2 separate regions of the Homo sapiens genome follow, and region 1 is linked to region 2. A link is a loop called in an ENCODE intact Hi-C map of the cell type or tissue named here. Cell type or tissue: prostate gland. All regions are shown on one strand. Each heading gives the region's core, and the rest is flanking DNA. Links, peaks and the distances in the headings are about the cores only.

Region 1 (15,992 bases), core at 3,419-11,418, 410 kb before region 2:
AAAGCAGCAGCCACTGGGTGTCACTGATTTACCACTTGAATGTACCTCATCCCACATATCTATAGCAGGAAAAAACCTGGCCTTTTTATTGGACTATTTCAAAGCACTTTATGTTCTTGAGTGCTATAGATAAGCAGAAGAATTTAAAATGTTTAAAACATGAATCTTCTGACACTGAGAAGCTCAAGGACCATTACTGTATGCTCTGTTACAGCTATTTATAACTGTAAGTAATAATATTCCCATTTTAGAGATGGATACACTAAAGCAGAGCAAGCTAGTAAATCGAGGATGGCAGAGGACACACTCTTGAACTTTATTATTTAAATCAGGACTTTCTGGCCAGGTGCAGTGGCTCACGCCTATAATCCTGGCACTTTGGGAGGCCGAGGCAGGTGCACCACCTGAGTTCAGGAGTTCAAGACCAGCCTGGCCAATACGGTAAAAACCCATCTCTACCAAAAATACAAAAATTATCCGGGTGTGATAGTGTGCATCTATAATCCCAGCTGCTCGGGAGGCTGAGGCAGGAAAATCGCTTGAACCTGGAAGGCAGAGGTTACAGTGAGCCGAGATTGCCCCACTGCACTCCAACCTGGGCAACAAGAGCAAAACTTCATCTCAAACATAAAAGAAATAAAAATAAATCAGGACTTTCATGTTGTATTTTTATTTAAAGATAATTCTCTAAAGCCAGGAACACAGTACCCATTATTTCATTCTTGCTCATATCCCGCCCCCCCCCCACCAATTCTATATCTAAGATGAAGAAAAAGAAATCATTTCAGAACATTTCCAAAAGAATGTCAGGATTCACCTCCTTTCCAAGGTGGCCAAATAGGAACAGCTTTGGTCTGCAGCTCCCAGCGTGATCAACATAGAAGATGGGTGATTTCTGCATTTCCAACTGAGATACCTGGTTCATCTTATTGGGACTGGTTGGACAGTGGGTGCATCCCATAGAGGGTGAGCCAAAGCAGGGTGGGGTGTCGCCTCACCCGGGAAGTGCAAGGGATCTGGGGATTTCCCTTTCCTAGCCAAGGGAAGCCATGACAGACTGTACTTGGAAAAACAGGACAATTTCACCCAAATACTACACTTTTCCCAAGGTCTTAGCAACCAGCAGACAAGGAGATTCTCTCCCGTTCCTGGCTCAGTGGGTCCCACACCCACGGAGCCTTGCTCACTGCTAGCACAGCAGTCTGAGATTGAACTGTGAGGCGGCAGCCTGGCTGGGGGAGGGACATCTGCCATTGCTGAGGTTTGAGTAGGTGAACGAAGCAGCCAGGAAGCTTGAACAGGGTGGAGCCCACCGCAGTTCAGCAAGGCCTACTGCCTCTATAGACTCCACCTCTGTGGGTAGGGCATAGCTGAACAAAAGGCAGTAGACTTCTGCAGACTTAAACCTCCCTGACAGCTCTGAAAAGAGCAGTGGTTCTCCCAGCACGGTGTTTGATCTCTGAGAACAGACAGACTGCCTCCTCAAGTGGATCCCCGACCCCTGTGTAGCATAACTGGGAGACACCTCCCAGTAGGGGCCGACAGACACCTCATATAGGCGGGTGACCCTCTGGGATGAAGCTTCCAGAGGAAGGATCAGGCAGCAATATTTACTGTTCTGCAACATTTGCTGTTCTTCAGCCTCCATTGGTGATACCCAGGCAAACAGGGTCTGGAGCAGACCTCCAGCAAACTCCAACAGACCTGCAGCTGAGGGATCTGACTGTTAGAAGAAAAACTAACAAACAGAAAGGAATAGCATTAACATCAACAAAAAGGACATCTATACCAAGACTCCATCTGTAGGTCACCAACATCAAAGACCAAAGGTAGATAAAACTGCAAAGATGGGGAGAAACCAGAACAGAAAAGCTGAAAATTCTAAAAACCAGAGTGCCTCTTCTCCTCCAAAGGATCACAGCTCCTCGCCAGCTACAGAACAAAGCTAGATGGAGAATGACTTTGATGAGTTGACACAAGTAGGCTTCAGAAAGTCAGTAATAACAAACTTCTCTGAGCTAAAGGAGCATGTTCTAACCCATTGCAAGGAAGCTAAAAACCTTGAAAAAAAGGTTAGATGAATGGCTGACTAAAATAAACAGTATAGAGAAGACCTTAAATGACCTAATGGAGCTGAAAACCATAGCACAAGAACTTCATGATGCCTGCACAAGCTTCAATAGCAGATTCGATCAAGTGGAAGAAAAGGTAACAGTGATTGAAGATCAAATTAATGAAATAAAGTGAGAAGACAAGTTTAGAGAAAAAAGAGTAAAAGGAAACAAACAAAGCCTCCAAGAAATATGGGACTATGTGAAAAGACCAAATCTATGTCGGATTGGTGTGCCTGAAAGTGACGGGGAGAATGGAACCAAGTTGGAAAACACTCTGCAGGATATTATCTAGAACTTCCCCAACATAGCAAGGCAGGCCAACATTCAAATTCAGGAAATACAGAGAACATCACAAAGATACTCCTCAAGAAAAGCAACCCCAAGACACATAATCATCAGATTTGCCAAGGTTGGAATGAAGGAAAAAATGTTAAGGGCAGCCAGAGAGAAAGGTCGGGTTACCCACAAAGGGAAGCCCATCAGACTAACAGCTGATCTCTCGGCAGAAACCCTACAAGCCAGAAGAGAGTGGGGGCCAATATTCAACATTCTTAAAGAAAAGAATTTTCAACCCAGAATTTCATATTCAGCCAAACTAAGCTTCATAAGTGAAGGAGAAATAAAATCCTTTACAGACAAGCAAATGCTGAGAGATTTTGTCACCACCAGGCCTGCCTTACAACAGCTCCTGAAGGAAACACTAAACATGGAAAGAACAACCAGTACCAGCCACTGCAAAAACATACCAAATTGTGAAGACCGTAGACACTATGAAGAAACTGCATCAATTAATGGGCAAAATAACCAGCTAACATCATAATGACAGGATCAAATTCACACATAACAATATTAACCTTAAATGTAAATGGGCTAAATGCCCCAATTAAAAGAAACAGACTGGCAAATTGTATAAAGAGTCAAGACCCATCAGGACCCATCAGTGTGCTGTATTCAGGAGACCATCTCACATGCAGAGACACATGTAGGCTCAAAATAAAGGGATGGAGAAAGATCTACCAAGCAAATGGAAAGCAAAAAAAAAAAGCAGGGGTTGCAATCCTAGTCTCTGATAAAACAGACTTTAAACCAACAAAGATCAAAAGAGACAAAGAAGGCCATTACATAATGGTAAAGGGATCAATTCAACAAGAAGAGCTAACTATCCTAAATATATATGCACCCAATACAGGAGCACCCAGATTCATAAAGCAAGTCCTTAGAGACCTAGAAAGAGACTTAGACTCCCACACAATAGTAATGGGAGACTCTAACACCCCACTGTCAACATTAGACAGATCAACGAGACAGAAAGTTAACAAGGATAGCCAGGACTTGAATTCAGCTATGCACCAAGCAGACCTAATAGACATCTACAGAACTCTCCACCCCAAATCAACAGAATATACATTCTTCTCAGCATCACATCGCACTTATTCTAAAATTGACCACATAATTGGCAGTAAAGCACTCCTCAGCAAATGTAAAAGAACAGAAATCACAACAAACTATCTCAGACCACAGTGCAATCAAATTATAACTCAGGATTAAGAAGCTCACTCAAAACCACACAACTACATGGAAACTGAACAACCTGCTCCTGAACAACTACTGGGTAAATAACGAAATGAAGGCAGAAATAAAGATGTTCTGGCTGTGCGCAGTGGCTCACGCCTGTAATCCCAGCACTTTGGGAGGTCCAGGCAGGTGGATCACGAGGTCAGGAGATTGAGACCATCCTGGCTAACACGGTGAAACCCCATCTCTACTAAATATACAAAAAATTAGCCAGGCGTGATGGTGGGTGCCTGTAGTTCCAGCTACTCAGGAGGCTGGGGCAGGAGAATGGCATGAACCCGGGAGGCGGAGCTTGCAGTGAGTGGAGATCGTGCCACTGCACTCCAGCCTAGATGACAGAGCGAGACTTCATCCAAAAAAAAGAAAAAGAAAAGAAACAAAAATGTTCTTTGAAACCAATGAGAACAAAGACACAATGTACCAGAATCGCTGGGACACATCTAAAGCAGTGTGTAGAGGGAAATTCATAGCACTGGCTAGCCATATGTAGAAAGCTGAAACTGGATCCCTTCCTTACACCTTATACAAAAATTAATTCAAGATGGATTAAAAACTTACATGTTAGACCTGAAATCATAACAACCCTAGAAGAAAACCTAGGCAATACCATTCAGGACATAGGCATGGGCAAAGACTTCATGACTAAAACACCAAAAGCAATGGCAACAAAAGCCAAAATAGACAAATGGGATCTTATTAAACTAAGGAGCTTCTGCACAGCAAAACAAACTACCATCAGAGTGAACAAGCAACCTACAGAATGGGAGAAAATTTTTGCAATCTTCCCATCTGACAAAGGGCTAATATCCAGAATCTACAAAGAACTTAAACAAATTTACAAGAAAAAACAAACAATCCCATCAAAAAGTGGGCAAAGGATATGAACAGACACTTCTCAAAAGAAGACATTTATGCAGCCAACAGACACATGAAAAAATGCTCACCATCACTGGCCATCAGAGAAATGCAAATCAAAACCACAATGAGATACCATCTCACACCAGTTAGAATGGCGATCATTAAAAAGTCAGGAAACAGGCTGGGTACAGTGGCTTATGCCTGTAATCCCAGCACTTTGGGAGGCCGAGGTGGGCATATCACAAGGTCAGGGGATCAAGACCATCCTGGCTAACAGGATGAAACCCCGTCTCTATTAAAAATACAAAAAAATTATCCAGGCGTGGTGGCAGGCACCTGTAGTCCCAGCTACTCAGGAGGCTGAGGCAGGAGAATGGCATGAACCCAGGAGGCGGAGTTTGCAGTGAGCCGAGATGGCGCCACTGCACTCCGGCCTGGGCAACAGAGTGAGACTCCGTCTCAAAAAAAGAAAAAAAAAAGTCAGGAAACAACAGATGCTGGAGAGGATATGGAGAAATACGAACGCTTTTACACTGTTGGTGGGAGTGTGAATTAGTTCAACAATTGTGGAAGACAGTGTAGCGATTCCTCAAGGATCTAGAACTAGAAATACCATTTGACCCAGCAATCCCATTACTGGGTATATACCGAAAGGATTATAAATCATGCTACTATAAAGACACATGCACACATATGTTTATTGTGGAACTATTCACAATAGCAAAGACTTGGAACCAACCCAAATGTCCAACAATGATAGACTGGATTAAGAAAATGTGGCACATATACACCATGGAATACTATGCAGCCATAAAAAAGGATGAGTTCATCTCCTTTTCAGGGGCATGGATGAAGCTGGAAACCATCAATCTGAGCAAACTATCACAAGGACAGAAAACCAAACACCACATGTTCTCACTCATTGAACAATGAGAAAACTTGGACACAGGGCGGGGAACGTCACACACCAGGGCCTGTCGGGGGGTGGGGGCCTGGGGGAGGGATAGCATTAGGAGAAATATCTAATGTAAATGATGAGTTGACGGGTGCAGCAAATCAACATGGCACATGTATACCTATGTAATAAACCTGCACGTTGTGCACATATACCCTAGAACTTAAAGTATAATAATAAAAAAAAAAGGAATTTCAGGATTCAGATTACGTTCCAAGTATCCAAAACATGCTATTAGGTGACATCATTTAATATATGTCTATTCTTAGTATCTTATCTAATCCCCACCACAAAAGAATAAGTAGGTTATCATTATCATCAGATGAAAACAATATCTGGGACTTAGAGAGAGTAAGTAACTTGTAATAAGATCACAAAGGAAGCAAGATGAAGACTTCAGACACAAGCCCACATCTTTAGCTCCCAAAGCCATGATCCTTCTGCTACACCAGGCTATATCTTTATAAAAAAATTACCTCTCTTTTTGGCCACATCACTTTCAAAACCACATAATGTTGTGCCAAACCTTTGGTTAATCAAGTAGTAAGTGATAAAAAATATTAAATGCAGACAATTGTCATTTTAGATCATTTTAAGATGACTTTGTCACTGAAGATTATTTCCCACGTAACTCCATTTGCCAAGGGAATTAGTTACAGTCTCTTATCCCCAAAAGATTGGAAATTTTCCCCAGACTCCTCACGGTGAAATCTGGCCTGGGATTTGGTGTCTCCAGATCTTCTGCTGTCTAAGCAGAACAGCTCTTATCTCTTTCCACAGTGGATGTGTTCCTGCTCTCTCATTTTTGGCTTGAAAATAGCCATCTATCTGGAGAAATGTACTCCTTATTTAGGCTAAAGGGTGATGAAAAGCCTTGGAGTTATTTGTTTATCTTCCAAATAGGTACAGGGAGAGCCCAGCAAGGCTATAAAATCTTAAGCTTCCTGATTCTCCCTTGCCAAAAGGATTAGGCTCAGAGCTGGAGGCCTTTCTCGGGAGAAGATAAGATAGTGTGTCTGTATTACCATTCGCTCCTGCCAAGTTCCTGCTCTGCAATAAGCCAGCTTTCTTGTTGACGGCCGTCTCACTCCTTCTCTCCTGGAATCACACCTTGATTGTGGATTTTTCCTTCTTTAACCCTCAGTCCAAACATTATGAGTTGTTTTTCACTCTCTCACTCTAGATCCTTGGGTTTCTTCTCAGATCTGGCTATGGTGGTAGTTTTTCCATGGACCCTATATAGTCTGGCAAACAATCTCATTTTTTTATATTTTAAAAAGGAGTTGGGTTCTAAAATACAATGTTCTTTTAATCTTTTCATTCTTCGTTTTAAGGAAAATGCAATATTGTTCTCGTCATGCTCAGCAAATCTCTGATATTTGGAGGATGATAGGTATCTTCTTCTGCTCCTTTCAAACATATTTTTATAATAACATCAAAACACACCTGAAAAACTGATACAAAACTCAGGCTTCCTCACTTGATGATTATTTCAAAACAGAGATGAAATAAATGCACAAGAGATGTACTCTAACTGAAACTCAATTTTATTTATTAAAAATAATATTACAAATTTTATCTGAAAAACTAGATTATTTACAGAAAAAAAAGCCCACAAATATTATATTTTTTAATACCAGCCTCTCTACTCCCACATGATCTCAGTTGTTGGTTAAAATACTGGGGTATGGCTGTTTAGGAGGTGTGGGAATGGATTTTTGACATATTGTGCTATATTACACACTAGGTTATCTGCAAAAATACAGAGAAAGCATTCAGTCTCTTTTTGCCCCTAACTTTTAATAGGAGCATTTCCCATCTTTTTCTGCTTTCAAGACACCTGGCCCTGCCTCGGCACCTGCTGGCCCTACCACGACCATCACACAGTCCTTACCTTCTTAGTGGACCTTTGCAGGGGCAGCATCCTGACCCCAAAATGTGGATGCACTATATTGTTTGTCACTTCCAAATCCAGCACACAGGTACTAAGTGACCACTATGTGCTAGGCCCTGATTTCACAGAGCTGATGCTGCTGTGTAATTTCTCTTCCTCTTTAGTTATTGCTGCTAACAGCACGGCTAGTTGAGAAACTGGACCAAAGCCCATAACCAAGAATGGACAGGGGAAGGCTTCCAAGCAAAACTGAAACTCCTTAGTAAACATGATACTGCTCCTGAGGTTTATCACAATCATGTTAGGAGAGTTTTTTCTCTCCCGTTCCTGTTCTTCACTTCATCTAATACATTTCCCAAGAGAATAGGTAATAGAAAATAAAATAGAATAAGGTACCTTAAGCTAGTGGATATTCTAAATGATAAGGCATTAATACAGATGAAGTGGGTATCTTGCTCTCTTAAAATTAATAAATGCTACATAAAATGTGACATGTAGCTAAATATAAATATATGATCACATAAATACATCAGAGTCTGTATTTATATCTACATGATTTTTTCTTCTTTTGCAAATGAACTTTAGCCATTGGTCATTACAAAGATCAGCATGATTATCTTATCCAAGGAAACCCGCTTTAGGAAAATGTGTCCATTTGGAGTACACATTTACAACAAGTAGGCAGACGGCTTTGCCCACCTCATGCCAGTTGGGATTGGGAAAGTAGGGAGGATAACAAAATATTCCTTTTAAAAAGGGTTACCACCAGAATTCTCTCACTCTCACAATCCACATTAACAATTTTAAAGGTGAAATGTTTCCAAATCTGGAGATACACTAAGGCATTGTCTGCTGAGGAATAATGGAAAATTCTGCCTACATAAAGAGAATTAATGAAAATCAGAATCTGCATTTTAGAGAATGCATTAGGAAAACTTGGCAGAGGTGAAAAGTATTCTCTGTCCCCTTATTGCAGTTTTATTGCCATCATCTCACTTTCTGGTACTTTGCAAAGGAACAGTTCCCCCTGACAAGTACGCTTTGCTCTCAGAGACCAACTTGTGTCCTAATGATGCTGCAAATGTGATGGTGAAATCCAGACATTCAGTTTCTGCACTGTTCATATTAAAACATAACCATTCAGGTTCTCCAGCACAGACACCTCCCTGTCTCATCCAGGTGTCAGTCATGATGGCCAGAACAAGTGTGGCAGGTGAAGACCACCACTGTGGAATTCCTGCCACCCAGGGCTCTGCTGCCAGGTGAGCTCACCCCTGCTCAAGAGATTACAGCAGTTTAGAAGTTCATTCCTGTTTCACCCGACCTTCCCCACCCCCACCCAGCATCACTTCTGCCTAGAGAGCAGAGAAATCACAGAAGTTGGTCCTTGTTGAATGCTGTTGGTCCTGATCGCAGTGGCCACTGGTCCCTAAAATACTGTAATCTGGTAAGAACAGAGCCACACACAGCACATCCCAGGAGGCTTGCTTCCATTCTTCCTGATGCGAGCTGGCCCACCTACTCAGAAAACTCAACCACTGCTGACTGAACGAGGCCTTTTTCTCTCTCTCTCACTCCAAAGATCAGAGCAATAGCCTCCATAAAGCAGAAAGTGTAAAGAAATTGATTATGACTTAACTAACTAGAAGAATAATATAGCGGTATTGCAACTAGCAATCTCATAAACCCTAACACAATGGTAATACTTACTTTATGCTGCCAGCCAATTCAACTGGCTGCTAAAATGTACTTGGATAACTATCCCAAGAAATGTATGAAGTAAATGTTTGGGGTTTTTTTTTGTTGTTGTTGTTGTTTAAGTTGGAGACTCACTCTGTTGCCTGGAGTGCAATGACGCGATCTAGGCTTACTGCAACCTCCGCCTCCTGGGTTCAAGCAATTCTCCTGCCTCAGCCTCCTGTGTAGTTGTGATTACAGGTGCCCACCACCATATCCGGCTAATTTTTTAAATTTTTAGTAGAGATGGGGTTTTGCCATGTTGGTCAGGCTGGTCTCGAACTCCTGACCTCAGGTGATCCACCAGCCTCAGCCTCCCAAAGTGCTGGAATTACAGGCATGAGCCACCGCACCTGGCCTAAAGTAAATGTTTTTTATAGACTGTTCTCCAACAAACAAACAAACAGTAACCTCGTTGTTAAACGTCTCAAAATGTTAAATTTTCTGTTTAAATGTACTATTCCAAACATTATATGCTGTGATATAAGACTGTAACAAATAGCACGAGACCCAGCGTCTGGAGTGACACACCTCAAGGAGCAGGGAGCTTGCAGGTGATGTGTTCTTTAAAGACACAGGGAGTGTCACAATGGCTATTACCAAAAAGATGAGAGGTGAATGTTAGTGAGGATGTGGGGAAAAGGGAACCCTAGCACACTGCTGGTGGGAATGTAAATCAATACAGCCATTATTCGAAATAGCATGCAGGTTCCTTAAAAAAAAAAAAAATAGAATTACCATATGATCCAGCAATCCCACTTCTGGGGACATGTCCAAAGGATTTGAAATCAGTACATCAAAGAGCCATCCACACTGCCATGTTTATTGCAGCGTTATTCACAATAGCCAAGTTACGGGATCAACTTAAGTGTCCACCAATGGATGAATGGATAAAGAAACTGTGGTGTATATACACAAAGGAATATTATTCAGCTGTAAAAAAGAAGGAAATCCTGTCACCTGTGACAACATGGATGAACCTGGAGAACATTATGCCAAGTGAAATAAGCCAGCACAGAAAGACAAATACCATGTTCTAACTTACATTTGGAATTTAAAACAGTCAAACAGAGTGGAGATGGTGGTTACTAGAGGCTGAGGAGTCAGGGGAATGAGGAGCTGGTGGCCAAAGGGTACAGTGTTTCAGTTAGACAGGAGGAAGAACTGATAAGTATTCAAAGCAAACAGAAAAGAGACAAGCAGTGTGTCTCCTGACTTTGCTTCGGGTTTTTACTCTCCCTTACTCTAGTACCCTAGCACAGGTACCTTTTGTGCCTTACCCTGAAGTGGAACAAAGAAGGAAAAGTGGAGAGAAGGTAGAGCAGGAAGGATAAATTATATTTCTTTCTCTATGGCAGTTTTTTTCTTACTCTACTTCAGAAAAGAACCACTTGGAAAGAGGCATGAGGCTAGAGAAATTTCTAACTGAGCAATTTGATTATTCAGAGGACACCCACCCTGTGAGCTTGAACTATGGGATCCTGGAAGGATGCTTGATGCCAAATTGGCCTGAAGCAGTGAAGAAGCCTGAGGAAGTCTGAAGAAGCCTCAAGAATCCAGGATAACATTTTAAGGAACCCTCTCATTAAGTTCTAAGGATAAAGCCAAGCTTAATTAAGCTGTGAAAAATGGAGACAAGTCATTCATTAGATCGATTTTCTTTTAAAAACATACTCTCTTGAGCTCCTCTTTGAAGTGAGGACCTTATAATATTGTTTGAGTTCAACTAAACTGTGCTGGAGTACAGCCCTTATTACTTTAGGATCTATATGTGTATGTGTACTGTAATATCATTTTCCTTTTTAGGAAACCAGAGATTATTTACAAACTCTTATATTTTAGGAATCAAAACTTTTGCAGGTTAAATCCACAACCATAAATATTTGGAATGATGTTACAGTTCGAATCTAGTCAACTGCCTGAATTGTTTGTTCCAATTGCTGTACTTTGATGAATACAACTACGATACCTACTCGGTTTTCCTGATTTGTTCACTTCCCTCATGATAAGATTCAATTCAACATGTCGTAAACCTGAAAGAATTCTTGTTGCCAAGATCAAAGTATTCTAGTCATTTCACAGGAAAACTGATGTATAAGCAAATCGACCATCTGGGAATTAAAATAATATAAAGCACTAGACCAAGTAAAAAAACTACTGATGGGCCAGGCATGGTGTCTCATGCCTGTAATCTCAGCACTTTGGAAGGCTAGAAGGCAGGATTGTTTGAGGCCAGGAGTTTGAGACCAGCCTGGGTAAAATAGCAAGACCCTGTTTTTTTTTTTTAAAAAAAAAACAAAAAACAAAAAAACACCCTACTATTGATAATAATTATGATAAAAACAAAAGAATAAATCAGAACAGAAGGAAAACAAGGAGAACCTGATGCAAACCAATCCCCTTTCCTGGTTGGGTGCAAAAAAATAACAATATTTTGCATATAAATAGCCTCACCCAACAAGTAATTTTATGTCTCTTTTTAGAAAAAGATGAATTATCTTTGTAAAAACATTTCACAGATGTGCAGTTACTCCCAGATGCATGTGATAGGGCCCAATATTAACTGTGCTTTAGAAATTACAATCTCATAAAAGAGAGTGAGTTTGCTACCACTGAGATTGATTTCTTAAAATAGCCAGCTCAACTACTGCTGTCCAGATGTATTTTTGTCTTTGTCTATCTCTACTGTGAATTATTTAAAACAGCACATTCTGTAGTTTGAATATAGCCCACATTTCAAATTAAGTTCACAAAATTTTGTGCTCAGTGTACAATTTCCATTTAATAGAAATAGTTCTATAAATCCATAATATCACTGAAAAGCAATATGAAGCTAAACACAAGAATATTTCTAAAACCCCATTTTATCCCAGGAAAAATTAATCTTTGAACAAAAATATCATGCAAATATTTATTTGCAAAGAATTCTGAGCATGATCTAGAAAACCACATTTATAAACAAACTCGTTGGGCTGTTTAAAAGGCTCTCCACCAACATGGTTCTTTCATGTTGTTTTAATTACTTTTGTAGAAATGTATTGTGTATGCAAAGACCTACATGCTTTTTGGCTGGATAAGGAAGCTCTGTTTTTAAAAAGTAAAGATGTGTTACAGTATTACTACTATAGTAATTTATTGAGATCAAATTCTTCCAATAGCTCAGCTACCTCCTACAGGGACAAATTTTCTAGAAAAACAAATGGAGCAAATGGGGAAAGAAGGAAGTTTAGATCATAAGATTGGAAACCTAGACATTCACCTCTGCCCTCTCTGAATTACTGGAAACATTTCAAGTCAAACAATAATTTATGGGCCGTCCTAGTGGTCTTTGATTTCATGATACTGGTTTTTAGGTCTCTAAATCCATTCCAAGGAAATTCTAAGCAAAATTTAGAAACCCTGTGTGTTTAAGATCACCCGTATCACTTTCCTTGGCTCCACTCTAATCGTCACTTATTCAATAACCTAGTAAAAATTATAACAGCTGCCACCAAACCAACACATGCACCCATGCCCAACCAGTTTATAAATGAGTAGATATTTGTACCTACATACATATGTTAGACTTACTCTGCTATATTTTGACAGTGTGGTCTTATGATGTTATATGGATTGATGTCTCCACTAAGCAAAGTTAGTATTTCTGTGACAATTATCTGGGGAAAGGAAGTTCCTCAGACAGAAAATCCAACCTTGGAAGACAGAATTTCAATTCATTCATTCGCCCATTCATTCATTCAATGGATATTTATTGAATGCTTACTACCTATCCGGCAGTGTTCTCCAGCCCAAATCATTGCCCAAAACTAGAAACTGTATATCCAACTGCCCATTAAGTGTTTCCACAAAAGTACCTAATGGACATCTTTAATTCTACGTGTGCACAACTAAACTTACATTCCAACTTCCCACCATATGCAACCCACTCCTCCCCGTGTCAGCTGATGGCAACTCTATGCTTCCAGTTGCACAAACCAAAAGACTTGATGCCTTTCTTCCTTTCACAGTCCACATCCTATCTATCAGGAAATCCTGTTGGCTCTTCCTTCAAAATATATCCAGAGTCTGACTTCTTTCCACCACTTTAACCGCTGTCACCATGCTCTCATCCACCATCATCTCTATACTGGCACCTCAGCTTTCACCTTGCCTCCCTATAGTCCGTTCTCAGCACCACTCCACAGGTATTTCTGATAAAATTTAAGTTCAAATCATACCACTCATCTGCTCAACACCCTCCAGTGGCTCTGCATTTCACTCAAGACAAGCCAAAGTCCTTATTATGGCCTTTAAGTTTCCCATGACCCCTCATCCCTCCTACCTCTCTGAGATCATCCTTTCCTTGATGGCAGCCTCTGCACCCTCCCTCTAATTAGCACTCTTCCTCTAATTATCTAATAGTGACCAATTTAAGGTCAAGGTGCTGGTTCTTCTCTCTGCCTCCTGCTCTCCCTTTCTATATTGACGTGGTTCATCTGTGCATCTCTTTCAAACCTTGTCTTAGATTTCACCTTCTATAGCTATGAGGCTACTCTTACCACCCTATTTTGCATTGCAAAAACACCCCACTCCACCACCCACCCCCAAACATACAAACTCCCCGCTGGAATTTCCAGTCCCCCTTTACCTATCTATCATGTTCTGCAGCATTTATTTCACTCTAACCAAACTTTTTAAAAATGTTTTTTATTGTCTGTTACTTGAAAATGTTTTGTTTTTGTCTCTTTGGCTTCCTGATGTATCCCAAGCATCTGGCATAGGGTGGATGCTCAGTGAAAAAATTCCTCAATGAAAGAATGTGAGTAAAACAGATGTGATCTCTGCCATTAAGAAAGTTACAGTCCACAGGAATGATAACTCCTATCTCTTGAGGCTTCCCCTTGTGGCTGGCATCTCTATGGGCCTAGAGGGGCCTAAATATGCTACAGGACATCCCCAGGTCAGGGAAGAAGGATGGCCTCTGCCACACACCTGGCCTGGAGCTGCTGGACTACAACTTGAAGACAGAGTACTTATTCCTTAAAATCCAAACTATTTAATTTCATGCTGTTATTTCTCTTTACCTTCAGGTATCTGTAAGTGGTTAATAAAATCTTATTTGAATGTTGCTGCTTGCATTTCATTGTGCTCTGAAGAATTCTCAGAAGCAACATATCATCATTTACAGTCAGTCCAATGAGGGAGGCAGCACTGCCAGAGATCAGCTTAAATGTGGAGTCACCGGGCAAGAGGACTCTACTGAGGACAAGGTCAGGGGGCATCATCCCTCCTCTCTCAACACTGGCTTCTGCACCCTTCCTCTAACTGGAAGAGTTACCCCATCTGCACTACTCTACAAGGCCACTCTTGAAATGGACAGAATTTTCTCAGGTTGCCAGTGGGTTGCCTTATGGTCTTCATGCTGCACACTGCAAGCAGCACTGCGCACCTCAATCTGCTCTGCCCCATGTCACCTCACCTTCTGCAGTGGCTCATATTCAACCTACCCCCAATCTTGTGAAAATTTCTACTTTCTCAGTGAAGGTGGGCTCAAAGAGTCATTAGGAGGTATAATCAATACTTATTTATCCAATGAATTTCTAATGTATTGCTACTTAGTAATGTGACTATCTTGGGCAAACTGGGAGAAACCTGTTGGGTCAAGAGGGCCTTCCAGGCCTCCTAAGCCATGCCTTATTGACATCTCAGGACTTGCCACCATGATAAAGCTGCTTCTTGATGTGGTGCCCTGCTCAAGGAGCTCACATTTGGTGCTTGGGAATATTAATGTTCTGGAAAACTCTAGAAGAAAGGAAAACTAGATCATCCAATTATTTCCTGATGATAAGAAATTGGGGTAAAAGGAGAACTAACTGTTTAAAGTCATAAAAGTGCCATTTAACAAAATATTCACATTCTACAAAAACAGGGATTCTGTTCTATGCCCAAGCAATGTAGTCATCTGAAGAAATTCTCTCACTTACCTTTATAGCCTCCCCAGACCCTATTACAGTGCCTGGCTAAATAGATGCTCAATAAATGTCAACCAAACATTAACTCTACATCCACTCAGCCAACAAAGTCAGAATACAGAGCTCACATTTTCTGCTCATACACCAAGGTGTGTTGTATAGTTAGACCTTTAGTCCCCTAAACAACCAAGCAGACAGGCAAACCATTTTCTCCCAATTAATTGACAGAGGTCAATGACATTATACAACAGGTATGGTTGAAACATTTATTTTCCAGAAGCTAAATCTAACAACACTTGTAATTTCTCTTTAATTTCAAAATTTGAACTTCATTGGAAAACAATTCAGCTATGATTTACTGTAGAACTATACTTGGTAAAGTCCTGGACTGCAAACCTATAAATTTTCATCCGCATTGAAATCCTGCCAACTTGTTTTACGTTCCTCTCAGGTCTTCTCAACTTATCTCTTCTAATGCTGTCTTAAAAGGAAGAGTCACCGATATGACATCCCTTCAAAGTTCTATCAAGCTTAGGCACACAGAACATAGGCTTTCTGATTTGTTATTTTTATAGATTATTTCAGAAATGTAGCAAGTGTGAATTGGAATGTACTATAAGTGTAAAATTAACAACATATTTTTAACAAGACAGCAAAAAAATGTAAAATATTTTATTAATGATTTTTATATTGAGTACATGGTGAAATGATAATGTTTTAGACATATTGGGTTAAACAAAGTATATTATTGAATTTTAAAAAATATTTCAATAGAATAAATCCAGGGTTTTCTTTTTAAAATCATTTTTGTGCCATGGATCTCCGTGAGAGTTTGGTCAAGTCAATAGATAAATGAATACAATAAAATACATAGAATTAAAAATAAAATAAAATATTATTAGTTTTGA
Region 2 (15,992 bases), core at 2,816-10,815:
GTTTAAATTGAGTCACTAAGCAAAAAATTAGAAAGGAAATCAATACCATTTTCACACTTGAAAAGGCATCATATGTTCAGCAGGAACTTCCTTCCCCCTTTTAGGTAGCTGAGCTATTATTTAAGCCCATGCTCCTAGTATAATACCTAATTAGACAAATACAGAGTACTGGTAGCTATTGTTATGTGTCTGCTACCCAGCACAGCCACTAGAGGGTGTCCACTCTTGCCTTGCAAACAAGGTTGGAAATTGTCAACATGGAAGAACAGATTTTTCTGCATGTGATACCAACAGATCAAGGTAACCACATTTTTCTGTATAGTAAGGGGAAGTTTGAGCCTAAATAGAGAAAAGCCACTTACATCACATCTACTGAAGCAGAGTCAGCCCCTTAAGCACAGAGGAAAATGTAAGTTCAAAGTGGCTTTAGGTGTTAGCTAGCTGCCAAAATTAGTAGCTTCTACACCACTTTGTTTTTTTCCAGTATTCTCCCTAACCTTTCATTCTTAATTTCAGAGACAATATAATCTGCCAATTCCAGTAGTTGAAATTATTTGCTTTACTCATGGTTTAGTAAGCACAGATAAAAAACCACTGTCGGCTTCTCAGTTGAGCTGTCTCCCAAAATCCCAAACTTTTACTACTGTTTGAAAAGTAGGCAGCGTGACTAGTTGATGTGAGATCAAAGGCACATCTCTTCTGTTATTAAATTGTATTATATAACTATAATATATTTAATATATATGTATTATATTAATACACTATATTGATTTTTATGTATTAAATATATATCACAATATATTCATGTTACTACATATTAATAATAATAAATTATATCTGTATATCTTTCCAGACTAAAAATTGCTGAGGCTTTAAAATACGAAAGAAAAAAATAACAATTCTAATACTCTTTTGCTACAGTGCTAACTGAAAAGCACTGTGAATAAAATTTAGAAGTTGGGACGCATAACTAAAACTGTAAGTGCCCACATGCTCCGTGCCAGCTCTACCATTTCTTACCACTGTGTCTCCTTCTTTCAGCTGCTGGCTGGGCGCTGGCCTTTTGATCACAATGACTTTGGCGTATTTCTTTGCAAGCTGTTCCCCTTTTTGCAGAAGTCCTCGGTGGGGATCACCGTCCTCAACCTCTGCGCTCTTAGTGTTGACAGGTAATGTGGTTCTTTCCCTTTGCTCTTTGGCTGGGCTTAGAAAAGCATTTTTCTCAAAAAGAAGAAAAGTCAAGAGAATTCGTGCCCAGGACAGCTGTTGATTAGCTTCAAGTGAATTAAAGCATTAACCATCTTGCCTTTGCTGTTTAGAATTGCCTTCCACATTTGCTGATTATTAGCCATCTTTGGCTCAGACAATTATGTACCTAGAGCATTTTATCAAGAATACCCATTTGACGCCCTTTTGGCAATAAAGTGAAAATTAACATATTAGATGGAATAAACTTTGTGAAAAGGAGATTCCAGGATATGCAAATCCTATATTTCACCTGGTAAATTTATCATAAAAAAAGATACTGTTCAATTATATCTGTAATGTTTAATTAATTGAGTGAGAGGTAAGTGCACCATATTGCTATGTTCTTCACCCTGCCTTTTTGAAAGACTGAAATGTTTCATAAGTTTTAAAAAGAGTGCAACACCAGAAGCATCCCTTTATCCAATTCTGAAAACTCCATCAAATGTCCCGAAGTCTTTCCAGAATCCGCACGCATGATTGTTAAGCGTTCTCTAAAGAAGCCCTTCTGAATTCTGTGAACTTCTAGATGGTATTTTCTTTACCTTCTGGTTTTCATAGCAGCAATTATAAGAATGAAATTAGGAACTTTATAACACATTCTGTGGCACTCTTTTATATTTACTATAATCTCACACAAGTGGTGTATAATGGCCTATTTAATTAGCCTACATACAATTTAGAAGAGGTTTTCATTCTAACTCATTCCCTGACAATCACTTTATCAGGGAACCTGAGTCTCATCATTATAGAAATAAAAGGCTCACTCTTCTAAAGAACATTAAAGAGTTTACAGATATTCTGTTATTTTACATTTATAATTATTGTTAGGACAAAAATTGTTACTGTTAAAACATAAAAATGTGCATTCAATCAGCAATTAGAAAATTAGAATGGTATCCTTGTTATAAATTTATGTCAGCTGGGCACGGTGGCTCACACCTGTAATCCTAGCACTTTAGGAGGCCAAGATGGGCTGACTTCTTGAGCCCAGGAGTTTGAAACTAGTCTGAGTAACATAGGAAAACCCCATCTCTACCAAAAATACAAAAAATTAGCTGGACATGGTGATGCATGCCTGTAGTCCCAGCTATTCAGGAGGCTAAGGTGGGAGAATCACCTGAGCCCAGGAATAAATAAATAAATAAATGGCTATAACTGTGAAACACAAAATAAAAATGTTATTAAAAATAAAACACAAAAAATAATTTCATTAGTAATTTAAAACACAATCATACCATTGACAAAAATGTTCCCATTGCAATGGTAAACACAAAGATCAGAAATAACCTTATCATCTATTAATAATACCCTTCAGTGATTTGTAGGAAAGTCTAGGGTCTCTTTGGGTTACATCTACATTATATTAGATGTTAAAGGCTGCTGCATAAAAACACTTACATACCATAGGTGGCCACTATATAATCTTGAGATCATGGTACCTTAGACCATAAAAAGCTGAATAAACACTTATGATGTGGATTTGATTCACTAATAAATTCTCACTCTGATGTTCCCACTCCCAGCATCCCAATATCATTTCTTCTTTCATTCAAAATGTTATATTATCTAAAAATTAAAAGCATTAAATTGCACCTATTACATTGCTAATACAAGTAAAATTTTTCCTGTATTCATCAAGCTGCATATCATCAAGTTACATTTCTTTCAGAGATGTAACCATGTATTTTCATTATAATATCTAATTAAATTTTTTAGTTATAACTCTAAAATTCATGTAGAGAAAAGAAATGGGAAAATAATCATGACATTTTGAAAAAAGAACAATGTGTCCTACACACATGTTCTTCCTATATGATTTTTCTTTTTATTAAAATACAGGGTCTTGCTCTGTCACCCGGACTAGAATGCAGTGGCCTATATGGTCATTTTAAATGCTATAAAGCTACAATGTTTTAAACAATGTAATGCAAACCCATGAACACACTGACAAATCAGTGGGAAAACTCGACTCAGGTGCTGGAATACACAAGAATGTATTAATAATATAGGCTGAAATCACTTTGAATATAATCGGGGGAGGAAAGATTTATCAATAAATTATGCTATTTAGCCATCTGAGGGAAAAAGCATGTTAAAGTCTTCTGTACATATCAATAATAATATTTATAATTATTACCATTTATTGAATATTACTAAGTGTTAGGCCCTATTGAAAATACTTTACAAAAATTAGTTTAGGGCTGGGTGAGGTGGCTCATGCCTGTAATCCCAGCACTTTGTGAGGCCAAGGTGGGCAGATCACTTGAAGCCAGGAGTTCAAGACCAGGCTGCCCAACAGGTGAAACCCCATCTCTACAAATAATACAAAAATTAGCCAGGCATGCTGGTAGGCATCTATAGTCCCAGCTGCTTGGGAGGCTAAGGCACAAGAATCGCTTGAACCCGGGAGGTGGAAGTTGCAGTGAGCCGAGATTAGACAACAGCAGCTGCACTCCAGGCTGGGGGATGGAGTGAGACTCTGTCTCAAAAAAAAAAAAAAATTAGTTTATGTAACTGTGATAGTTGGTGTGTTATCTCCACTTTACAGATAGGGAAGCTGAGGTTGAAAGAGATTAACCAAGTCAGCATGGCTACTAAGTGCTGGAGCCACTAATCAAATGTTGGTAGTCTGCATTCTTAACCACTATACTCAAGCATGTAAAAACTCAAACCATTGTTGATGAAGAAAGCCAAACTCTGAATAATAGTTGAAGAGATGTATTCTGAACCAAATGTGAAGACCATGACCCGTGACACAGCCTCAGGAGGTCCCGAGAACCTGTGCCCAAGGTTGTTGAGTTACAGTTTAATTTTATACATTTTAGGGAGACAGAAGTTACAGGCAAAAACATAAATCCATACACGTAAGGTTTACAGTGGTTTGGCCTGGAAACATGGGACATCTTGAAGTGGAGGTTGGGTGAGGAGGGCAGGGTGGTGCTTCCACGTCACAGGTGGATTCAAAGATTTCCTGACTGGCATTTAGTTGAAAGAGTTAAGTTTTGTCTAAAGATTTGAAGTCAGCAAATGCTGACAAGAAGTGCTTGGGGTTAGGATAAGGGGGTTGTGGAAGCCAAGGTTCTATGTAGATGAAGCCTCCAGGTAGTATGAGAATAGATAGTAAATGCCTCTTATCAGATCTTAAAAGGTGCCAGACTCTTAGTTAAATCTCTCCTGGATCAGGAAAAGACCTGGAAATGGAAGGGAATAATCTACAGAATGTAAATTTTCTCCACAAGAGATGCCTATACAGGGCCATTTCAAAATAGGTCAAAGAAATATATTTTGGAGTGAAATACTTCTATTTCTTTCAGGGCCTTCTCTCTGTCACGTGATGCTATACTAGAGTGTGCTTGGGATTTGGTATGTCACTGCTACAGAGAGTCTGTTTTGTTGGGTGTTTGTTTTTTTTTGTTGTTGTTGTTTTTTTGTTTTTTTTGTTTTTTTTTTTGAGATGGAGTCTTGCTCTGTGGCCCAGGCTAGAGTGCAGTGGCTTGATCTCGGCTCACTGCAAGCTCCGCCTCCCAGGTTCACGCCATTCTCCTGCCTCAGCTTCCCGAGTAGCTGGGACTACAGGTGCCCACCACCACGCCCGGCTTATTTTTTGTATTTTTAGTAGAGACGGGGTTTCACCGTGTTAGCCAGGATGGTTTCGATCTCCTGATCTCGTGATCCACCCGCCTCAGCCTCCCAAAGTGCTGGGATTACAGGCATGAGCCACCGCGCCCGTCCTGTTTTGTTAGTCTTAAGATCTGTTCTAACGTTAATGCTGGCCTGTTGTGCCTAAATTCCAAAGAGAGGAAAGTATGAAGAGGCAGGTCTGACATCCCCTTCCCATCATGGCCTGAACTCGTATTTTAGGTTTCTTTGAAATCCCCTTGGCCAAGAGGAGGAGTCCATTCAGTCATTTGAGGGGCTTAGAATTTTATTTTTGTTTATACCATAAAGGAGTAGAAGAAAATAGACTATCTTTTTGATCTCTGGAAAGGGAAGGAAGACCCTTCTGAACTTTAAAAGAATGGTAGAAATGCTGGACAAAATTATAAATGTATTTTAAGATATAGTATTTTAAAACCTTTGGATTAAACATTCATAAAACTTAAAAAAAAAAAAAGTAGTAAGCTAGGAAAAATTGTCACTCCTCCCACAGGCCCAGGGTGCAGAGCTGGTTCCTCCTCACTTTTTTGTTCTGCCTCCTCTTTCTTCCTTGGGGGGATCTAGGAGCATCATGCGGAGCTTCAGTCATGCCCAGTGTTGAGTCGGGGAGATACTGGGAAAGTTAGGTCATAGATTCCTATATCTAGTGTCGGGTCACCTCACCCAATACCACCTCCTCTCTTCATCTCATGCATGAAGAAAAAGAAATAAGATGTTCCATCACGATAAATAGTTGTGTATCAAATGAAATGTGAGTCATTCTTAGTTAAAAAGAAAGGAAGGACTGAAGGAAGGAGGGAAGGAAAAGAAAGAAAAGAAAAAAAAGAAAAGAAAGTAAGAAAAAATGATGCCAAGAATCTATCTCATTAAGATTTGATCTGAGTTGTAGATCAAGGAAATGAACTATTTTAAAATTCCACTCTCACAAAAATCAGCCTTAATCCAAAAGGTCTTTCCTTGAAAATAAACTAATCATTCTTTGTTCCCTAGACACACACTTTACTATTTTTACATTTCATTTGGTATTGACCCTAAGCTTCAGGACTTGTATGTAGGGAATCTATTTGACATTTCTATTTCAAAAGCTTTCACACGAGAGAATGAATCATTCACACTTAATTCCTGAAGATAAGATTCCATTTGCTTTAACTCTTAATTTGGTTGCATTATATTCTACTACTACAAAAAAAAATAAAAATAAAAAATAAAAAACACTTTTTAAAATGAAACAAGGAATGAAAAGGGAGTTTGGAACCTGTTGCAGTTTGTGAATCCCTGCTTTCATTTTATGAGCTGAATAAATTATGGCCCAGGACAAAGAGTTCCCATGATTTTTTTACACAGTATTTTAAAAACATAATTATCTCACATTTCAGAGTTGTTTGAAAGAAAATGAGAGAAACCTTACATCCAAGTTCTATAGGATTTCTTTATTACTTCGTCAATCAATGATTACAGAATGATGTAAGATCAAAGAAAATATCTAGCTTTCTCACTATCAGCTTTTAATCTGAATAAGCTAAACAGGACTGAGAGAAAGCACATGATTTCTGCCAGAATGGATAGGCTTTCATTGCTAATTTCAACTATGGACTTGTCTCAGTTTAACCTTTTGAATAATTCCTCCGCAAATCTAGTTTCACATCCTTGGTCATTTGAGAAAAAGACAAATCAGGAACTGAAGAAATTCAGAAACAAATTTTGACCCCTATCCAGCTTTCTTGTTGAATTATCTTTTTAATTCTAAGGCAGTATACTTCTATAATGAATAAACTTTTCCCAACAAAAATGAATAACCAGCCATTACCAGCTATTAAAATAGTTATTTTTACATGCTGAAAGTGACAAGTTTTATATATTACTTTGAGTTTGTTTGGAGGCAAAAAAAAAAAAAGCAGCAGCAGGAGAGGGGTAGGAGGGATCACTGTTGATCTTTGCAAAATCGTGTTAAAGTGGAAGATGATGATGATGGGGTCAGACCAGTAAAAAGGTCTGGGTACAGATCCAACTTGTTAAAAGTTGCCTGGGGAAGAAGGCTATAAAAAGATAAAACTCTTTTAACAACTATTCCAGAGTGATGTGTTATTAGATACTTGGAAAAGTTGCAAAGATCCATTAATGAGGCAGCTTTGTTTTATATGGCTGAAAAGCTGATGTCAGTTCTTGAACCCATCATTTCAAATAATTGATCAGTGGTCTCTGTGATATTCTCAAAGGTATATCCTAACTCAAGAAACATGAAGGTGGTTTTCAGAAAAACCTCTTTGTTAGAGTTGGACTTGGTTTCTCCTTATTTTCCTGGTGTTATGGTTTTCTATTGCACCATGACAATAGTGAAGACACAGAGGAAGGGTCTGAGCCAGAAGACATGAGCAGGGAACTGGACAAAGTCCAAGGCTGGCTAGGGCAATAGGATCTTATTTGGGAGTCTGTTCACTATCGTACTGAGTTATTTGTTCTTTTATCTTATTCTATTGTCAAGATCAGGCAACTGGTTAATTTTGCTACCCCACTTCTCTTTGATAACTACCCCAAAACTTAGCAATTCAGAACAACAACCGTTTTATCATATCTCACCATGTTGAAGGTCAGGAATTTGGGCAATTCTTCTGCTCCTTGTCACGTCACCTGGGGTTGGTGGACTTCAGCTGACTCTGAGCTTGTGTCAGAGGTCCAACACTCACATGCCTGGCACCTTGGCAGGGACAGCTGGATGTCTGAGCTCAGCAGAGCCCATCTCCCCCTCCATGTAGTCTCAGGGTCCTCTCTGTTTTTGCTCCAGCAGGCTCAAGGCTCCTTTCAGAGGCCAGACCTGGAACTGCAAAACATCATTCTAGCCACACTCAATTGATCAAAGTAGTCACAGGCCAGCTCAATTTAAGAACTCAACTGAAGAAGTGGTAAAGCATTTGCAGCTGTCTTTTAATTCACCACACCTGATTCTCTTCTAAATTGGAATTGGCCAAGCAGTTGCAGTGGCTCAGCCTTAGGAGGCCGAAGCAGGAGGATGGCTTGAAGTCAGGAATTCAAGACTACCCTGGGCAACATAGCGAGATCCTTGTCTCTACAAAAAATATTTTTAAAAATTAGCCTGTCATGGTGGTGGGCACCAATAGTCCCAGCTACTAGGGAGCCTGAGATAGGAGGATCCCTTAAGGGAGTACAGGTTCTGGAGGCTACAGCTATGATTGTGCCACTGCACTTCAGCCTGGATGACAGAGTAAGACCCTATCTCTAAAAAAGAATTCTTCCTGCTAGCATTTAGCTTCCAAACCTCCATATGGTATGAGAGATATAAATCATTAACAACCATTACAAATGATCAAGTTTGCTGTTAATTAAAGATGTGCAGAGGTAAAGATAGGGGCGGCACTGTACCTTATGGAAGTGGTAAATAAGAATAAATAATAAATTCTAACACAGGCAAGCATTCATTAACAGGCACTTGGTAGAAACTTCTTTCTTAAGGCACTTCAGCCACCTATTTATTCCCTGATCCAGTAATCCCACTCAAGATAATTAATCCAGAAAAATCATTCAGAAAGAGAAAAAAAATTATGTGTACAAACAAGCTTATAGGCGTCTTATTCACAGCTGTGAAACACTAGAAATGATGTGAACATAGAAAAAAAATTCAAGTAAATTATATCAAAATCTTGTTATACTGTGTAGCCATTAAATTGATAAGGGCCACGCCCGTGTAGAAACATAGGAGAGTATTTTTAATGTAAATAAAGCTAAAATTTAAAAATTGTGAGTCATATGATTATAGTCTATTCAAACTATGCCTGTGAGAATCAAAACAAGAAAAGAATAAAAAAATAGATTTTGTTGAAGTGGTATCTTTTTAATTTGTTTTATTTTATAATGTTTTAAAGTTCTTTCAAGAATAAACATTTTTAAACTTAATGACTATCCCAGACCACACCTTCAAGATTCAATAAACATGCATTAAATGCCTCTGGCCTTAATAACATGTAAAAATCTATTTATAGGCACACGCACTAACAAACATCTTTACATGAATAAAATATATATTTTATACTTTTATTTTGGCCTATCACATGACAGGGTACAAGGTGATATAATGCAAAAAGGCTCTACCGGGAGTTGGCAGCCCTGAGCCATGGTCCAGACGCCCCAGGTTCACTGGAGACCAGGCAGAGGATGCGACAAGATGCCAGCTCTCAGGTTCCCAACTGGAACATATGGGGCAGAAAGATCAGCCCATAGATCCCTCCTTTAAATTATTGAATCTGGTCCTCTAAAAGTATTAGCTTTTAATCTGTGGCCTAATTCATGGCTAGCTTGAAAAATAGGAAAATGATCAGAATGTAGTGTGCTATTAGCTTTAGCCAATTAAGGTAAGGTAAGGTTACACAGTACATCTGTGTAAACATAACTCTTAGAATTATGCTGACTGATTCTTCACCAGAATTCCCTAGAGATTAAGAATTCCCTAGCCAATTAAGGTGAGGTAAGGTACATGCATGGTAACAGGCATGAAAACGCCAACAAAAAGACACTTCATTCAACAGGTATTTATTTGGCACTTGTTGTTCTAGGTATTGTGACCAACATACAAAATGTCAGCCTTTATGAAGCTTATATGCTTTTTTTCACTTTTTTCTTTTCTTGCTTTCTTTTTTTTTTTTTTTTTTCAGACAGGGTCTTACTCTGTCACCCAGGCTGGAGTGCAGTGCCATGATCAGGGATCGCTGCAGGCTCAACCTCCCTGGGCTCAGGGGATCCTCCCACCCCAGCCTCCCAAGGGAATATAGGCATGCACCACCATGCCTGGCTAATTGTTGTATTTTTGTAGAGATGGAATTTCACCATGTTGCCCAGGGTGTCAAGCGATCGCCCCCCTCAGCCTTCCAAAGTGCTGGGATTGCAGGCATGAACCATCGCACCCGGCTGGGAACTTACATTCTAAAGGAGAGGGGAGAGCATAGATGATAAACCAAATAAATAAATAGAACATTGTTGGTCACATTGTAGTGCTATGGGGAAAAATGAATCAGGGTGAGAGAGACAATTCTGGAGGGGGAGTTGGCAAACTTAAGTAGGGTCTCCAGGGAAGGCTTCTGTGAAAACTGCAATTGAGTAAAAACCGGAAGGAAGTGAGGAAGCAGCTCTGAGGACACCTGTAGGCATTCTCACAGGGGTGGGAAGCCACTGGGGGGTTTGGAGCAGAGGGTGCTATGGTCTGACGTAACAGCCTCACTCCAGTTGCTATGTTCTGACGTAACAGCCTCACTCCAGTTGCTATGTTCAGACGAGGCTGTGGCAAAGCAAGGTGGACATAGGAAGATCAGTTAGGAAGCTATGGCAATCATCAAGGCACTGCGATAACAGGTACGATGGTGAAAAGTGGTTGCATTTGGATATATCTTGAAGGAAGTTGTTGCAAGATTTGCTGAAGGATTGGATGTGTGGTGGAAGAGGAGTGAAATCTAACCCAATGTTTGGGGCCAGAGATGGGAACAACTGCAGAAAGGTTTAGCCACAAGGAAGACAAGGAGTCTGATTTGGGAGTGTTTAGATGCCTGTTAGGTGTCCTAGTGGAGCTCGCAAGTAGGCAGTTGGAGGTACAAGTCTAGAGTTAAAGGTGAGGCACCAGGCTAGAGGTATAAATTTAGGAATTACCGCTAGATGGATAGTTAAATGACATTAAAGCCACGAGACTAGATGAGATCACCAAAGGAGAGCGCATAGACAGAAAAAACGTCTGAGCACTAAGCCCTCAGACAAATCCAATACTAAGAATTTGTGGAGAAAGCGGGGTCCAGCCAGGTAAATGAGAAGGAATGGCCAGTAAGTCAGAAGGAAAACTGGGAGATTGTGGTGGAAATCAAGTGAAGAAAGCATTTCAGAGAGGAGGGATTCTTTCTGGAACAGCAGTTGTCAGTGGTGGAATCTACACTTGCAGATTTTCCATGACAACTGAAGATGTCATGGATATACAGAGAGAGATGTATATACATACTGACTAGATGGAAGGCTATTTATAATCGCACCTCATGAGAAAAGCATATTTGTGTGTCAGTGTGTTGTGCCATTATATTCAAAATAGAAATCAGTTTTGAAACATCCAGTGTTTCATGGTTTCCATACATTTCCCCACCTCCATTATCACAAATGATTGTTCCTAATTGTTCTTATGGCTGTTTTCCCCTTATCTCATGGAGATGTTATCGAGATCTGTGTGATTATAAATGGAAAATATTCTAATTTTCAGTGAGTGGGTTAATGAAGGAGCAGACTGATCATGAATTATTTGCTAAACTAGACTCTAAAAATGACTTCTACTTATTTGTGAATGTTGAATTTACATTGGATTATGGATGTGTAATATTCTGGGAACTCATGGCGCTTTATAAAAATGAAGTTGGTCTGTGAACATGTTCATCATAAGAACATGTTGACCACATTTTATTCCTTAAGCCACTTTTCACCCCAAATCCTGGCAAGGAAATCAGGTTTTCTTACTCTCTAATGAAACAGGGTGTTTTATTTAAATCACCTTCCCTGGTAAACAACCTGAGAGAAGGGAAGAAGAAATAGATGTAACTCCGTTGACAGCCTTGGGATATAGACATCCTGTCTCCATTCCTCTTAGCTTTACTGGGTATCAGGCTGCCAGTTTAACAAGGGAACAAAGAAAAATAAACAATGATTTTTATCCCACTGGACAATTTATGGAAATAACCATAAATTTTAAAATTCAATCTTGATTATATCATAAAAGGATTTTCTTGGTCTGTTTGCATAGCTGTATTTTATCCCATTTTGAAATAATCTGGACTTTTTTGAGATTTGTATTGTACACAAATCTTATTTACCCTAAAAATCTTTTATAAAACATTTCTCCAGTAAATTGTGCTATATAATATGCCATGTGGCATCATCGTAAAATACCCAAATCTGTACATGCTCATCTCTAGGGAATTCTGGTGAAGAAACAGTCAACATAATTCTAAGAGTTGTGTTTTCACAGATGTACTGTGTAAATGTACTGAGACAGTACACTAAATATAACTGATGGGGGCTTGTCTTGGTGGATATGGGTAGCTTGTATGTTGCCTTGGCTTTATTGATTAATCTTCTACATTACTTTGCATGTCCTGCAAACCCATGAGCACCTGTCTCCAATGCATTCGGTCTGTTTTACAGCCTTCTGGCACTATCTAATGAAAACTATAAAACGAAAATGTTTCTTTTCCATTACGGCAGCAACAAAAATTTCAGGAATGAGGCCACAAAAATACCATACCACGTCACAGGTCTCTTCTTAATAGTAAGTCTAAAAGCAGTTAGCATTAGACCTTCACATCAGGTCAAAGAACATAGAATTTCTAAACCAAACCTTCCTTAGACATAACATTTAAATGTGATTATTATCACTAAAATAGTGAAGTAAAAAATAGGGTGAGCATAATTTCTTATTATCAGACAGTTTTTTGATTGACATAATCATTCAGTCACATTTATGTTATATACTCTGTTTGAACCATTCTTTTCTGTTAGATTGTAAACCCTAAAGATTAGGAACCAAAGTATCTTTAAATAAGTTTTATCTGCTCTAGCACAGGGCCATAATGGGAGTGATATAATCCCTCTTTGACATTTACCACAAATAGGTATTTACTAAAACTGCCACCTGGTACAAGCCCACTGTGCTCACATAAGAAGGGAGGAAACAATGGAATATCTGTGGTGGTTATTCACTCAAGGATATCTAGACCCACTTCATAGATAATGCTTTAAGGTTTCTTTTTTTATTTTATAAAGAGGAATAACATATTACTATAACAAGTACCAGCAGCTTTCATGATCCCTCCCATCCATCCAATTTCTCCCCCAGCTTAAAAAACATAGGCACAACTGTCTGTTACCGCCACATTCTAAACTCTCCTAAGATTTCTCTAGACCAAATAAAGACCTCAGACTCAGGCCTGCCACGCAGTTGATTTCCAAATGGGTGGAACTCTTAAAAGCCCCACTTGTGGCCGGGTGTGGTGGCTCACGCCTGTAATCCCAACACTTTGGGAGGCCAAGGCGGTCAGATCACAAGATCAGGAGATCGAGACCATCCTGGCTAACACGGTGAAACCCCATCTCTACTAAAAATACAAAAACAAAATTAGCCGGGTGTGGTGGCGGGTGCCTGTAGTCCCAGCTACTCGGGAGGCTGAGGCAGGAGAATGGCGTGAACCTGGGAGGCGGAGCTTGCAGTGAGCTGAGATCCTGCCGCTGAACTCCAGCCTGGCAGCCTGGGTGACAGAACAAGACTCAGTCTCAAAAAAAAAAAAAGGCCAGGTGCAGTGGCTCACTCCTGTAATCCCAGCACTTTGGGAGGCCGAGGCAGACGGATCACGAGGTCAGGAGATCGAGACCATCCTGGCTAGCACGGTGAAACCCCGTCTCTACTAAAAAAAAAAAAAAAAAAATACAAAAAATTAGCCGGGCGTGGTGGCAGGCGCCTGTAGTCCCAGCTACTCGGGAGGCTGAGGCAGGAGAATGGCGTGAACCTGGGAGGCGGAGCTTGCAGTGAGCCGAGATGGTGCCACTGCACTCCAGTCTGAGCAACAGAGCGAGATTTTGCCTCAAAAAAAAAAAAAAAAAAAAAAAAACCCACTTGGTTTTCATACCAAGACTCAGAAAATTCCTAAAAAGACAATTACTGGTATTGGCAATGAGGAGGAACTTCCCAGCACTTACAATTTTTGTTTAATTGAAATACATTTAAAATTTCCTAACAACTTGGTTCCATTACCCTTTTTTTCAGGTACAGAGCAGTTGCCTCCTGGAGTCGTGTTCAGGGAATTGGGATTCCTTTGGTAACTGCCATTGAAATTGTCTCCATCTGGATCCTGTCCTTTATCCTGGCCATTCCTGAAGCGATTGGCTTCGTCATGGTACCCTTTGAATATAGGGGTGAACAGCATAAAACCTGTATGCTCAATGCCACATCAAAATTCATGGAGGTACTAAACGTTTAAAAGGAATTAACTGGGGAAGGGAGGAGGTCCTCCGTTAGACTTCACCATCTTGAGACTTGATGACATCGCCACAATGTCAAGTGTGGTTTCTTCTGTCAAATATTCCTCAGTTGCATGAAAAGTAGATGTTAAACCTGTGTCTAGATTCTTGAATAGAACAGTTATGCTGGCTTTCACTCTTGTATTATACCACAATGGTAGACATATCTGTTATTCTGCACCAAACCACTAAGAATACCAAAGCAAATTTACTAAGAGGGACTAGATGTGTGTGTGTGTGTGTGTATGTGTGTGTGTGTGTGTGTGTATATATATATATACATATGCTATTTGTTTTTATAATAATGAATACAACACAACAATTTCCATCTGGAAGACGTGCTGATGTTTATCTTATGTCACTTGGGGAGAAGCACATTTCTCACATTCTTTAAAGATGGATTTACTAATTCAAAGTAGAGAGTAGTACTTACATGTACTTATATTAGTACGGTTTCTATGTCTAATATACAAATAATATAAAATTGTAGAACTTCTTAAAATAATATTTTGGTTTAACAAATTCAGTTGTTGGTTTTTTTAGTACACCTGACCATATTAATGTTTTTCTGAAAAGCTTAATCACATGACTGTTTTGGGAAACCTATTTAAAATGCATCTTTTCTTTGCAAAACTAGTTACATGTGGACTGAGGAGGAAAACCAAAAGGATAACTATTTCTCTTAAATCAGTATAATTTAGTGCTTTGATGTAAGTTTCATGTAGCTCACATTCCACATGTAATTATTTACAGACATCTCAAGGTATGCTTTCCCAACTTGGAAAATTCACAGAATTCGTGGTTTTACAGTTGACCAGTTATCCTGCTTGGAAATTCTTGTTTTAAAATTAAAAGTGCTCATGAAAACTGCCAAACTAACAACTTAAAATTGAAGTTTCTTACTGGGTTAGTCTTCAAAGTGAAAAACAAAGTAGACAGTAGGAGATTGTCAGAATTTGGGCTGTGTGAATAAGCAATCTAGATATTCCAGATGCAAACATTAGAGAAAAGAGGTTCACTATAAGAAGGAGCTTACTAATCCTTACAGCCAGACAAAATGAAATGGGCTGTTTCATAAAGACTGTCTCCTATCTAGACGTGTTCAAGTAAAGGGTAGCTACCCTTCAGGCATGGGTGGGCTAGACGGTTGCAGTAAAGGGTATGAGTTGAACAGATAATTTTTTAGAGTTCATTCCAAGTCTGAAGTCCTGTTCTCTTTTTCTAAATTTATTTCCCCTATTTTTTCCATTCTTGCTCTTCAACTTTACCCTAGACTGATGGTAGGCCCCTCTCTACCCATGTTGATGACATCAGTTCCAAAGAGATGCATTACCCATTTCTCTGTGGGCCTTTGCCATGGAGGGGGCAGGGGACTCCATTCAGCCCTCTCAAGGGTCAGCCTCTAGACCCTCTGCAGCTGTTTCTGCATCATTTATACCCAGCCAGCAAATGCACCCGGAAAAAGAGGATACAAAAGAAGGGAGAATGGGTGCTCAAAGGAGTGTTCGTGTTGCACTTCAAAAAAGAGAGAGAGAGTGCTTCTGACTTTTTTTAAGTTCAGGACTGAAATCTTTCTACAGTGTGTTGGGAACAGGGAAATGTTTGTGTAAGCAGTTTAGAATAAACCAACTCCTTTGGGAGTTTGCACTTAACCTGAGGATAGAATTCAGGGATCTGTGAACTTGGTTGGAAAAGAAACAACATGTTTATTTTCACTAACTTCTAACTGAATTTATTATTTCCTTCTATTATGAATGTACCCAACAAATCACCATAGTGTTTACCAGTATCATGACTTTTTCAGTAATAAAAATAGCAGACATTTTCATACGATATAACACTTGTATAATCTCAAAATATTATTTATGCTCTTCAGAACTTCAACACTTCAACAGTTCGGTAGTTATTAGAACCATCACTAGGTTTGTTATTTGTGAATAAACACAATATTACTATATCTAAATTTAATTTCTAATATTTTGATAGCTGTGCTTTAATGTAATTGGTTTCCATTGCAATCTTATGTATTTTATTTTATGCAT

The links. A loop is a pair of places that touch in the nucleus more often than their neighbours do. Peaks named below come from ENCODE experiments on the same cell type or tissue, not always from the same donor. Only the 100,000 strongest peaks of a DNase experiment are listed, where the experiment ranks them.
Region 1: a loop joins it to region 2, with 5 times the contacts of the local background. A loop is called at or near these places in 4 of 110 quality-filtered maps.

Annotation. Positions count from the first base shown.
Region 1 is chr4:147,111,138-147,127,129 of GRCh38, forward strand. No RefSeq gene overlaps it. Among named protein-coding and RNA genes, the nearest start is that of TTC29, 170 kb to the left of the region's middle. In prostate gland, for the core only: no CTCF peak of the experiment used is centred there; DNase peaks (open chromatin) are centred at 6,504 and 7,594; H3K27ac peaks cover 2,902 bases.
Region 2 is chr4:147,518,810-147,534,801 of GRCh38, forward strand. EDNRA (endothelin receptor type A) reads left to right here. Exons shown (of 8, transcript NM_001957.4): 3 at 1,042-1,169; 4 at 13,697-13,895. It overlaps LOC124900795 (a long non-coding RNA gene), which reads right to left. Exons shown (of 2, transcript XR_007058311.1): 2 at 6,321-7,723. Among named protein-coding and RNA genes, the nearest start is that of LINC02507, 43 kb to the right of the region's middle. In prostate gland, for the core only: no CTCF peak of the experiment used is centred there; a DNase peak (open chromatin) is centred at 7,295; H3K27ac peaks cover 4,196 bases.